Regions from separate parts of the Homo sapiens genome. Here all the other regions are linked to region 3. A link is a loop called in an ENCODE intact Hi-C map of the cell type or tissue named here. Cell type or tissue: B cell. All regions are shown on one strand.

Region 1 (2,500 bases), 520 kb after region 3:
GGCTTTGGAGTGGGCCCTAATCTAATCTGACCGGTGTCTTTAGGATGCAGTTTGGGTATTTGTCCCTGCCCAGATCTCATGTGGAAATGTGATCCTCAGTGTTGGAGGTGGGGATTGGAGGGAGGTGTTTGGATCATGGGGGTGGATCCCTCATGAATGGCTGGGCTAGCCTCTTGGTGATAAGTGAGCTCGAGCCCTGGGTTCACAGGAGTCCTGGTCTTTTAAAAGTGTGTGACACATCCCCCCTCCTCTTTCTCACTCCTGCTTCCCCCTGTGATGAGCTGGCTTCCCCTTCTTCTTCCGCCATGACTGGACGTTTCCTGAGGCCACCCCAGAGACAGATGACGTCACGCTTCCCGTACAGCCTGCAGATCCCTGAGCCAATTAAAGCGCTTTTCTTCATAAATTACCCAGCCTCAGGGACTTCTTTATAGCCAGGTGAGAACGGACTAAGAAGAAAAAGTTGGGAAGCAGACGCTGACAGAGGGATGACCACGTGAGGACACAGGGAGAGGATGGCGTCTGCAGGCCACGGAGGGGCCTGAGGAGGAACCAGCCCTGCCCACGCCGTGATCTCAGATTTCCGGACCTCAGGACTGCGGGGAAGGGAGTTTCTGTTGTTCAAGCTGCTCGGTCCACGGTACTTTGTTATAGAAGCCACAGCAGAGTTATATGCGTGTGTATGCGTGCACACACACACTCACACACACACACACAGACACTAACACACACGGACACACACTTTCTCACACACAGAAACACACAATGACACACACAGACACACTGACACACAGGCACAAACACACACACTCTGTCACACTGACACACACACACAAACACTGACACATTCACATACGGACACACTCTCGACCACTCACACACACTGACACACACAGACACACTGACACGCGGGCACACACAGACACACTCACGACACACAGACTCACGTACACTGACACACTCTCACGGACACACACTCTCGCACTCTCACACAGACACACACACTGATACAGACACACACGCTGACACACACAGAGACACACACACTGACACATCCACACAGAGGCCCCACATTTCTCAGCCTTTTGAGGTAGTACATTTAAATAGCATTTAAAATACCTATTAATTCATTAAAACACTCATAATCCTGTTATACGTCAGCGTAAATACCTTATGACAAATAGCCGACTGGAAACCACTGACTGAAAACCACAGAGTCAGCTCACGGAAGATGGCTGTTAAAATGCAAATGCACTTTGGGGAGGACATGGTGGCGTGAGTGTCAGGAAGGAGTGACTTGGCTTGTGAGTCAGCGTCTAGAAGGCGTGCGTCTGGCCTCTGAAGTCGGATGGGAGGGCCTGGGCTGCCTCCTGACTGCCACTTCCCTGCTGCGCGGCCTCCAGCCAGTGTCTCCACCTCCCTGCCCTTGGTCCGTAAATGGGGGGGTAATAGGACCCACTGCACGCGTTATAGGAGGGTCAAGTGGCTCCATATCTGCAAAGGGCTTAGGACAGCGCCTGGAAAGCACGCGGCGTCTGCCTTCCTCCGTCACTGGGAAGCTCGGGGGAGGGGCCACACGGACACAGGCTATTGGCTGAGGGAGCAGGGAGGGGCTGAGACACGATCTGGAGCCCGGGACTCACACATTGGGTCTGAAGAGCTATGGAGGCCACCACGGAGCATGCGTTTATGGGGGTTGAATGCAGCCACGATGCCACGTTAGAAATCACCAATGAGAAACACTAGAAATCGAAACTAAGAGCATTTAAAATACCTATTAATTCATTAAAACAATCATAAACCTGTCATACGTCAACGTAAATACCTTATGACGAACAGCTATATTTTCCAAAACAAAAAGCATTTAGGGGGAGGCATGGCATTGTCTTCGTGTCTGCAGAGCTCTCCAGTGTCTGACTTGGAAGAGCTGGGTTTTCCTGCCTGCTCCTGCATTCCACCTGCTTGCAGAGCATGGAGACAGTTCCGTGTGACACAGACATGCAGCTAGCAAAGTGGGTCCCTCAGGGGGTCTCGGGGATGTCAGGGTCCAGGGGCCTCCCTGAGGGCTTCTGATATGGTCTGGAAGGTGCTCCGCAGAGCCAGGGCAGTGGGCGTGCTGGGGAGCCAGGCTGGGGGGCTGGGCACCCCCTCCCTCATCCAGAGCAGCCCTATTCCTATCAGATACATGTCTTGGGCTCTGAGTCAAATGCTGTGTGTACAATAAAGTGGATACACCTGCTCTGGGGCCTGGGGCTACACTGGAAAGGTGAGGCTTTGGGATGGGATGGTGGAGGGGAACCGCTAGGGCCCTGGGAGATAAGGGCGAGAGGCCTCAGGTGTGCCCAGGTGGGAGAGCCAGGGCACCTGCAGTGCTGCTGGTCCAGTCCCAAAGCCAGCAGAGGCCCTGCTACCTCCACATGCTGGACTCCAGGAATTGCTCCTGGCAGCAGCAGGGAGCCCTGTGGAGCCAGGACACAGAGCCACATGGTGCGAGGGTGGC
Region 2 (2,500 bases), 130 kb after region 3:
ATCCTACTATGTAGAGACAGCTTGCCTATATCCTTTCAGATGCTTAGCTCTGAAAGTATGTATGGGCATTATTTTATTGACTAAACATAAGCAGTCATATAAATACTTTATAATTGAGTTACTATTCTGTTGCAATATTTAGAATGTGTCCTGTGTTTTACTGTTACACGTACTGTTGGAGTGAAAAATCTTGACTCCATATTTTGGATTTTAGATTTTTTTCTTGGGTTAGAGTCCCAAGACGGTTGCTAATAAGTCAAAGACTATGAATATTTTTAAAGCTCCTGAGTCTCTGGCTCCAATTCCCTCCAGAAAGTTTGGATCAATTTATTTTCTCTCATGTAGGACTCATTATTAATACATTTTGATGTGCAATAATTTGATAGTGAATCATGACATCTCGGTGGGTTTTTTTTTTTTTTGGATTTGATTGCTATTGAGGTTAAACATTTTTTCCAATGTTTACTATCCTTTGTGATGACCTATTTTGCGATTTCTCTGCTTTTCCTTTTACTTATAAGTGAGCATCTCTATCGGGGCACACTCAGGCATATTCACCTTTAGAGAGAAAACATCAGAAAGTCCTGGCAGTTTGACATTACCACTTAGTATAACGTGCGGAAGAGACAAGGAAAATGTATTTCCATCAATCTTGGCGTTGTTGGCTTCTTGATTTTCTGAAAAATAAGAAAGACAAAGTAGATTTTTTGACCTTTGAATTCTTCAATTACCATGCCAAGCTTTCAAGACAATTAAGCCATAAATATTCTTTATATAGGATCTTAGCTTTCTTAATCCCTGATTGAGACCTTGCGCTGCAGGAGCGTGGTGGTGCAAAAGCATTGTCTCAGAGGATGCAGACGTGTTAATAAAAGGTGGGTTGTCAAATGTGTTTAGAAAGAAAATAACGAAGAGAGAACATCATTTGCCTTTCTTAGGTGTCCTGACGATATCACGGTGGGCATTGAACGCTCCTTGAGCTCCCGCTTGGTTTCTGCTCTTTCTGAGCCTTGGTGCTGCCATCTGCTGGCCGTCCTCGGCACTGCGTGTGAACGGCTCCTGAGAAAGGACCAGTTTTAGAATATGGGGCTGAAATGATGACTGAGGGTTTAAGCCTGTTTTATATTTCTGGAGAATATGTAATATGAGCATATGTTGTTAAATATGGCCTGTTAATTCACTCAAAATTGAACAAATGCTCCGGAACAATCCAGATTTGCAGTTTGATGCTCCCATATTGGCTCTGCAACAACTTTGATGGTGGTGGAGCTGGTGATGGTGATGGTGGTGATGATGATAAGGAAAAGCTAGAGATCTTGTTGACGTTATATAAAAGGTCCTTGAACAGCAGAGTTGGTATAGGATTTTAGAGAATGCTTGAGTAACTGGAACTCCTTCGGGAAGCCATCGCATTGAAGGTTGCAGACTTTCTTTGTTTCGTCTGTTCAAAGGGAAATCAGGGGCAGGGGATAGGAAATTCAAACCAGGCTGGGTAGGTATATTCTGCTTTAGAAAAATCAGATTTTCAAAACTCGAATTCATAAGGTGAATAACTTAAAAGTAGCACTTGATTAATTGCATTACAAAGGAATTCTTCTGTTTGGGAAAATATGCTTCCTATTTCTTTCAAATATCTTTTATTCACTTAAAATAATTGGGTTAACACATTGTTCATAACATCATTCATTTTGGGGGGTGCAGAAACACCAGTATCTTAAACCTACTTTGAAATGCAAGATCTTATCAATCTTTATTATTCTTAGATGCAAATTTTGCATGGGTTAAATGGTGAAAGTAAAAGGAGACGCATCTGCAAGTCAGTTTCAAACTGAAATATGAATCATCAAATACCTTTTAGTATTTGATGAAAGATGCACATTTTTCTTTTCCTTTCTAGTCAGAAGATTTTCTTTCACAATCAATTTCCTGCTGGGAAAGCATGAGGACTGATCTATGGGAGCAGAACAAGCCCATTTAGGCCACTTCAAAAATGCAGTACACTTGGCAAGGCCAGTCTGAGACCCAGTTAATGATTCACAGTTTAGAAAGATATGCCTGCTTGTAGATCCAAGTTCTCAACTTAGTAGTTTATTTAGTCTAAGTTTGTGTTCTCATTAGGAGCTCTCAGTCCATCAAATGGCTATTAGGAAAGAAAACAAAATCAAAATGAGCTTTGGGAACCAAACCTCAACGTAGGCCTGGGCTGTCACTCTCCACCCCACATTGCCATGTTTACGTGTTTTTAATGAGTGAGGAGCCCTTCTCATAGGGGCCAACCCCAGACAGCTTGGATGGGACACGGAGACACAGGATGTTCAGCACAGACACCCCCCAGCTGCTCAGTGCTGAGGAGGCATTCATGAGCTTGCTGCTGTGGTTCGGAAGAACTCCAAAGCTAGACACCCTGTTGGTAGATGCTTGTGTGATGTGTCCAGTTGGGTGAGGCTTGGGACTAAGGTGATCCAGGTGGCCTTTAAGAGATTTGCAGTTGAGGAATATT
Region 3 (2,500 bases):
GATACACCTAGTGCCAAGTACTAGGTTTCATGCAGGGGTAAAAAAACACCACATGAATTTAAATACATTAGGATAATGTTAATGGTTCAAGCAGTGAAACAAGAGCACCCACTACAAACTACAAAACTTTTCTTTGGTACAAAATGGTGTTTTGATGAACCTCCTAAAGACTACTTACATTATTTCCTGAAATGAAAAACTCTTTATTTCTGCACCCTCACCCCTGCCATGGCCCCTCCTGAAACAACTCCTCCTAATGACTGGCCCTGCTATAGCAAACTTCCTCACTTTAGTACTTAATGAGGGTCACAATTTTATGTAGTTACAATTCAACTTACCAGATTCTATGTTTTTTTCTCAGTTTATGGAAGTTCAATTTCATATTTAAGGAGAAAGCACAGCATAAAAACTAAGAGAACTGGCCTCCAGTCCTCCCTCCTGCGCCCAGTTGTGTGAACTTAAGCAATTTGATCTTTCCAAAAGTCAGCTTGCCAATCTCTAAAACAAAAAATAATAATTTTTTACTTTTGCTCCACAGGCTGAACACACTGTGGAATATAGTGATCACTCAATTTTTTTTTATTCATTACTGATTTTCAACCATATATGCTCTATGAATACCGTACTTCCTCATTCAAAAAAAAAAAAAAAAAAAAACAACTAAAAAAGGAAAGAACCAACTAAAAAAGGAAAGCAGTAGTATCAGCAGCTACGTCAACTGAAAAGCATACAGTCTGTCTTAAATCTCATCTGTGAATGCACTATCATCCACAATCCACTCCTAGGCATTTACTGACAACTTATGTTCACAAAAAAAATCTGTACACACACACACACACACACACACACACACACACACACACACACACAAACCTGTACACAAATGTTTACAGCAACTCTAATCACAACATCCGAAGACTTGAAATAACCCAACTGCCTATCAGGTGAATGGATACACAAACTGCTATATCCATATACTGGAATACTACTGAGCAATAGAAAAGACAAACTACTGACTGGTGCAGCAAATGGATGAATCTCAAACGCGTTATACTACAGGAAAGCAGCCAGGCTCCAAATGAAACAAGCTCTATGATTCCATTTACATAACACAATTATAGGAACAGACACATTCAGTGGTTGCCAGGGGCCGGTAGGGAGAGGGGCTAACCACAAGGGGCAGGAGAGTCCCTGGATGATTATATAACTGTAGGCACTAGGCGAAACTCACACACCTGTACGCTCAAAGCACTCAATTTTTAAAGTGAAAAATTCTCATCTTTTGGAAGAATTACTTTTTTGTTTTTGGTTTTGTTTTGTTTCGTTCTTACTTGACACGGAGTCTCGCTCCATCGCCCAGGCTGGAGAGCAGTGGCACGATCTCAGCTCACTGCAACCTCCGCCTCCTGGGTTCAAGCGATTCTCCTGCCTCAGCTTCCCAAATAGCTGGGTCTACAGGCACCCGCCACCATGCCCAACTAATTTTGTATGTTTAGTAGAGATGAGGTTTCACCATGTTGCCCAGGCTGGTCTCGAACTCCTGACTTCAAGTGAGCCACCCACCTCAGCCTCCCAAAGTGCTGGGAGCGCTGGCCAGAAGAATTGCTTTTGATACTTTATAATAAAACAGGACTTCTCTCCAAGTGTGCCTTAAAAATGCACCTAAACAGAACCACAGGTCTTCAACAACTCCTGGGAAATTAAATATTAAAAGAAAAAAAAAAGCAGTGTGTTTTGTAGGACACATCACTAAAAACAGGTAACTAAGATTTCCCTGCACAGAGGAGTTCCAAGACTTTAAACTGTGTCCAACATTTCACAGGCTAAATTATTCAGTTGCAGATGGGCAAACTACACTGAGGTTTAAGTCTCTATATATAGCACTCTATATCCGAAGAGAATTTAAAAGGTGTCCCAGTCAATGTAACAGATTTACTTAGCCAATAAACGAAAAACAGCCCTCCCTTGGTATGCATAGGAGATTGCTTCCAGGCCCCCGCATATACACATGTTGTACAAGGGACAACTATAGTTTATCACATACTTTATAAAGCAGTTTTTACAAAGTAGCTCAACAGCTCCAACAGAAGAAACAAGAAACCAATTTTATGTGATTTCAAGGAGTACCCCTGGCCTTTGACTAATTAGCATGGACTTGAACCCAGCCCTATCTCTATCCAACACATGCAACGCATGCTGACCAAGCAGCAAGTTAAAGGGTTACTGAATTTGATAAACCACCTTCTTTAATAGCTGTTACCATAGTGTTTAGCTGCTCGTTACTGCCGCAGATGGGAATTCATTGATATGATTAAATTTGATGGTATGATAATGTATGGTAATCACGATTAATCAGAAACCCACTAGCAAGTGGAGGATGTTGGGTATTATGTCACGTGCATTTTAAACTGCATTCTCTCCTTGCAAGCCTGACAATGTTTGACAGCTGGAAGGGTCTCCTACTATATTCGCCTGCTACTACTTATAGATCTGATCAGAG

The links. Peaks named below come from ENCODE experiments on the same cell type or tissue, not always from the same donor. Only the 100,000 strongest peaks of a DNase experiment are listed, where the experiment ranks them.
Region 1: a loop joins it to region 3, with 11 times the contacts of the local background. A loop is called at or near these places in 2 of 110 quality-filtered maps.
Region 2: a loop joins it to region 3, with 5 times the contacts of the local background. A loop is called at or near these places in 82 of 110 quality-filtered maps.

The regions. Positions count from the first base shown.
Region 1 is chr7:155,204,498-155,206,997 of GRCh38, reverse strand. It overlaps LOC124901783 (a long non-coding RNA gene), which reads right to left and starts at 1,294. Exons shown (of 2, transcript XR_007060603.1): 1 at 1,171-1,294. RefSeq lists enhancers at 1,113-1,362, 1,393-1,462, 1,493-1,542, 1,553-1,732. In B cell, no CTCF peak of the experiment used is centred here; DNase peaks (open chromatin) are centred at 337, 1,297 and 2,406; H3K4me3 peaks cover 2,077 bases; H3K27ac peaks cover 1,737 bases.
Region 2 is chr7:155,597,447-155,599,946 of GRCh38, reverse strand. No RefSeq gene overlaps it. Among named protein-coding and RNA genes, the nearest start is that of RBM33-DT, 46 kb to the left of the region's middle. RefSeq lists a silencer at 838-1,132. In B cell, CTCF peaks have their summits at 819 and 1,022 (motif pointing left); a DNase peak (open chromatin) is centred at 1,006.
Region 3 is chr7:155,723,361-155,725,860 of GRCh38, reverse strand. All of the region lies in intron 9 of RBM33 (RNA binding motif protein 33), which reads right to left. Among named protein-coding and RNA genes, the nearest start is that of RBM33, 80 kb to the right of the region's middle. In B cell, CTCF peaks have their summits at 997 and 1,197; a DNase peak (open chromatin) is centred at 940; H3K4me3 peaks cover 2,164 bases; H3K27ac peaks cover 2,500 bases.